Linked DNA regions of Homo sapiens: region 2 is linked to region 1. The links are chromatin loops, found by intact Hi-C in ENCODE. Cell type or tissue: CD4-positive, alpha-beta T cell. All regions are shown on one strand.

Region 1 (2,500 bases):
CCACCTCCCGGGCTCAGGATATCCTTTCATCTTAGCTTCCCGAGTAGCTGGGCCTACAGGCGGGAGCCACCAGGCCCGGCTAACTTTTTGTATTTATTTATTTTTTTTTTATAGAGACTGGAGTCTCACCATGTTGCCCAGGCTGGTCTTGAACTCCAGGGCTCAAAGCAATCCACCAGCCTCGTCTCCTAAAGTGCTGGAATTATGGACGTGAGCCGCTGCGCCCGACAAACTGGGACTATCTTGTTTCCTTTTTACACCCTTCCTCTCTGAGTAGTGGGGAAGGGTGTAAACCTCCCTAGGAGCAGGTAAGGTAGACTATGATTGCTCACAATTGGTAACCATACTTGCAGTGATCTTTGTGATTTATTGAATCACATCTAGGATGTACATATTAATCCATATTTGTGCTGAGCATATTCATTTATCAACTAAGAGACTACAGAAAAAAGCCATTGTTGTGGTGATGAAAATGTCAACACTTTATCAGGTTCTGAACCCAAAGAGACTTTTGCTTATTATGTAAGAAGCACACCTGTGGCTCTAGGCCTTTGGAAGAAAATAAAAGAGAAAAGCAATCCGTGTGCTTTTTTTCCCCCTGCCTTAAGGTCAGGCTACATAATTCTGGGTTTTCCCAGCTTCTCTTGGTCATGCTTTGTGGGGACTAAACTGGAGCTTTTACGTAGACTGTTCATTTTGTTCCTCAGCTTGAATTCTCTCTCGTTTTCTGTCTCTATGATTTTTAATTCCCCTCACTGCTCTGTTAGGAAACTAAGGGTCAAATGAGGTTAACTAATTTGCTCAATTGGGATAAAGAGTGTTGGGAGTCCATAGAACAGTTGGGGGACTATAGTTACACAACAAGTGTTATTGCGCTATGATTTGATCTTCAACACATTCACGAGAAACTCCAGTTCTCTAAAGAACTTTAACAGCCGGCGACCCACAGAAAATGGCAGAAGTGCAGGCTCTTTTTTAACCCGTGGCTTATGATCTGGGTTTGTTTATTTACGCCTCAGACAGGAGCCGGACCTTGAGTAGGAGTTGAGCTGTTTTTCGGCGCTCGGCTGTGGTTCCTTGAACGATTGCTTGGGCGTTCCTCCTTTGATGTCTGGGGCGTTCTTGTATTCGGTGATCTTTTGCGCCGTCTTCTTGCTTGATGTCTCCTGAGCGGCGGCGGCGCCGGGTCGAGGGCTGAGTTGTCCGCGAGGCCCCGCGCTCAAGCCGCCTTCTCCTGCCGGTCGGTAGAACGGACCCCTTCCTTTATTCCTGTCTCCTCTTTCTTTTTCCCTGTGGCTCAGCCCGTTCGCTGGACTGCAAACCGAGCTCCCGTCTGCCTTGCAGGTAGGCCCAGGAGGAGCCTGGGAGGCCCAGCCCGGCATCCTTCCGCCGCGGGGTTGAGAAGACCTTGGCGCCGGCGGGTGGGCAGGCTGGCCGGCCGCCGTGACACTGCCAGAGGAGGGGCTACCGGACTGCGTTGAGGGGCGCGGCCGGAGGGGCAGCCCGGAACCGAGGGAGAAGCCGAAAGGAGGGAGAGTTGCTGGGGCTTCCCGGTGTGGTTCTTTAGGGAGGAGATGTTGGGTCTAGGGCACCCCCAGTGTGTGGCGAAAATGGCTTTCCAGGAACCGATAGAGCTTTGCGCACTTTGACCCTCCTTCCTTTCTCCTTTTCCCCCCACCCCGAAGTCTCCGGGTGTCATGCCTCAATTGCACTGGGGACCCCTACTGAGTCCAGCCTTTGAAGGGACCTTTGAGTAGGTGGAGGCTTATGGAACAAGGCCCTCTGGCTCTTCTGAGCGAAGTGTTATGTTCTCGCCTTTTTCTGGGTGGGTAAACTGAGGCTGATGTCTGGGACGTGACTTCCCCACATATCCCCAACAGATCATTAAATTCACTGTAAGTCACTTTTTGTCGTTTACCAATTCCCTTCCCCCCACTTACCAGTCAAGTTATGAAAACAGTGAGTTATTGTTTGATCGTCTGTGATCCCAATTTTCCTAGGAATATAGACTGTTAGGAATATAGATCCTGTCACAAGAGGCTTCAGAAGTAAAGGAACCATGTGGTTTCTTGGCTGTTTTGCTTTTCAAAGTCTGTATCATTTTAACTAGTGTAGCAATGACAGTTTCTTTTTGTTTCTTGATAACCTTGTTGTCTACTTTGTTTCCTGATAACCTTGTTGTCTACTTTGTTTCCTGATAACCTTGTTGTCTACATTGTTTCCTGGTTGATTTATCCTCCTTCTCCCCAGCCTCTTTGGAAATCTTATAACTATGGTGTTTGTGGTTAGAGGTTAGAGTCTAGTAGAGGATGGTCAAGACTTTGAAGGCAAACGCTTGTCCTGTGAGGGTCTGCTTTCTGGGGAGTATCCAATGGAAACCCAAGGAGTCTGTCTCTCTTTTTTCTTTTTTTTTTTTAAGACAGGCTAGCTCTGTCGCCCAAACTGGAGTGCAGTGGCGCGATCTTGGCTCACTGCAACCTCTGCCTCCCGGGTTCAAGCG
Region 2 (2,500 bases), 480 kb after region 1:
TGTGTTTTCAGAAGAGGTCAGTGGATGAGAGAAGTGGGCTTGTAGTTGGAATACTGTTTTTCTAAGTGTTCTTTGTAGAAGCGTGTGTGTGTGGGGATGTGTGCGTGTGTGTGTGTGTGTGTAGGGAATTAGAGGTGAGGAATGGAGGGCATAAATATTGAGTAAGGACTTGACAAAAGCAGAACTTCAGTGTTTTTTGTTTGTTTTTGTGATGGGGTGTGTGCGTATTACTAAAAAAATTATTTCCTGGTGGGCAATATTAGAATATGGGGAATGTTTGCTTCTGAGAATTTTCTTCAAGAAAAATTATTTATAAAATACATCTTGAATAATTGTTAAAAAGCAACCTGTTAAAACAATTAAACTTTTTTTTTTTTTTTTTTTGAGAATGAATCTCACACTGTCACCAGGCTGGAGTGCAGTGGTGCGATATTAGCTCACTGCAGCCTCCACCTCCCAGGTTCAAGCAATTCTCCTGTCTCAGCCTCCTGAGTAGCTGGGACTACAGGCGTGCGCCACCACGCCCAACTAATTTTTGTATTTTTAGTAGAGATGGTTTCACCATGTTGGCCAGGATGGTCTCGATCTCTTGATCTCGTAATTCACCCGCCTCAGCCTCCTAAAGTGTTGGGATTACAGGCGTGAGCCACCGCGCCCGGCCAAAACAATTAAACTTTTTGTGGGGGAGGATTAGAGAATGTTGAAATGGATCCATTCAAACTTTAAAAAACTATTTCAAAAATTATATTTTTTATTCATCAAGTTTTTTTGCTTTTTCAGCATTTTTTTCTGTGCTTCTCCTACGTAAGATTTTTCTAATGTGAAAATGTTGGTCTAAATATTGATACTTTTTCCGGTATGTGCTAGAGAAACTGTGTGCCACATCAGAGAACATACAAATTTGATTTAAATTTGATTAGACTCTGATAATAAGATATAGTCAAATTGTGCTAGATAGTTCAGACTTTCTTGAAACTTGCTGTGATAACGTGGTTTACTTACTACAAGTCCCAGTATGCATTGCAGTTTTTGCTTAACTTCAGATTAGAGCACTGCATGCTGGGACCTGTAGTTGATTTAAACAGTACGGAAAACCCTTCCTTCTTGTCTGCTCCATTTTATTATACACAGCTTCCCAGCCCTCTAAGAACTTTCTGCTAAGTAGTTTGATTACTAATATTATGATTATTATGCTGCTCAAATTCTAAAGTGAGTCTTCAGAAACAACCTAGTGTTTTAGTTTACCTTAGATTAGTTTATTGTATTTTTTATCAGCTACTATAAGGTTTACACACAAAATAATATATTGAAAACTTGACTTAGCAGATGTAAATTATTTTTATGCATGTGGCGATACAGGTCTCTTTATAATTATGGCATCATTCATTGCTAGTGTGGGCATGAGAAGCCTCTTATTATCAAGCCTGATATATATGCTGTTCCTTTTTTTTTAAAATGGGGATAGTTGTTCCGTAAGGTTGGATGGAAGGTTTTCTGTGCCAGTATTTAATTTCAGAGTTCTGTGATTCTTCTGTAATAATTGTCAACATCTTGAATATCTGTACGCTTTAACTGGAATTCCTGAAAATAAATGTGGTTTTAGTGTAAATTTAATACTTGAAAATGTAGTCTGAGGCAGAGAAAGAGGTGAAATGTCTTTAATAATTTATTTATATTTTTATTTGGAAAGTTTAAATTTTTTTGGTGAGGATTCTACTTTAATTTTATTAACTAATATCAGAGGGTTGTTACAGGGATTAATTGTTAAAATCTATGACCGTACCTAGCACGGTGCTTGGCACATAATAAGGGCTCAGTAAACGTTTAGAATTAGCAGCAGCAGCAGTAGTAGTAGTTACTGTTATTTTAAAAAATAGCACGCTTCACATTTTTTTCCTCTCTTTTTACAATATAATTTGATCAGAAGCTCAGGCTGTTCTAAGACCTTGAGATTTTTGGCTTATGGTAATGATGTGACAAATTCCTGAGAATGTTTTTGCTGTGTGTAAAATGTCCTTGCACCTCAGTTTCTCCCTAAGTGATGTATGCCCCCAAAAGGACTATCACACCAGTAACTGAATATTTTGACTAGTATTCAGCTCTGCCTGTCTAGTACTCATTGCATCCATACCACAAGCCTTTGGTTGACTTCAGAAAGTTCAAAAGGTAATGAAAATTTATTGTTTACAATGTTTGCACTGTTAGAATATCCAAACTAGTTGATTAAGGAAAATAAGATGCTGCAAAATGCCCCTTTTGTTACAGTGTATGTAACCTTGGAAAAATTCTGTTGTGTTTAGAAGCATGTACCAATCTATCACTGTAGTTCACAGTGTTACAGGATTGATGTATTGGAGGCCAGTAAACAGCCCCAGAAAGAAAGTGTAGTTTCAAAAAATCTTAATTCTTTACATTAATTTTCTCTTTTAGGACACTGACTTCTTTTAGGCTCTTGAACTTGTATTTTTATTTGCATGGCTGGTTCCTTTTGGCTGTTTGA

Evidence for each region. Peaks named below come from ENCODE experiments on the same cell type or tissue, not always from the same donor. Only the 100,000 strongest peaks of a DNase experiment are listed, where the experiment ranks them.
Region 2: a loop joins it to region 1, with 4 times the contacts of the local background. A loop is called at or near these places in 2 of 110 quality-filtered maps.

What each region holds. Positions count from the first base shown.
Region 1 is chr11:46,592,672-46,595,171 of GRCh38, reverse strand. AMBRA1 (autophagy and beclin 1 regulator 1) reads left to right here and starts at 1,149. Exons shown (of 18, transcript NM_001387011.1): 1 at 1,149-1,344. RefSeq lists enhancers at 965-1,394, 897-1,397. In CD4-positive, alpha-beta T cell, no CTCF peak of the experiment used is centred here; a DNase peak (open chromatin) is centred at 1,101; H3K4me3 peaks cover 1,807 bases; H3K27ac peaks cover 1,242 bases.
Region 2 is chr11:46,111,709-46,114,208 of GRCh38, reverse strand. All of the region lies in intron 1 of PHF21A (PHD finger protein 21A), which reads left to right. Among named protein-coding and RNA genes, the nearest start is that of PHF21A, 8.5 kb to the left of the region's middle. In CD4-positive, alpha-beta T cell, no CTCF peak of the experiment used is centred here; a DNase peak (open chromatin) is centred at 1,038.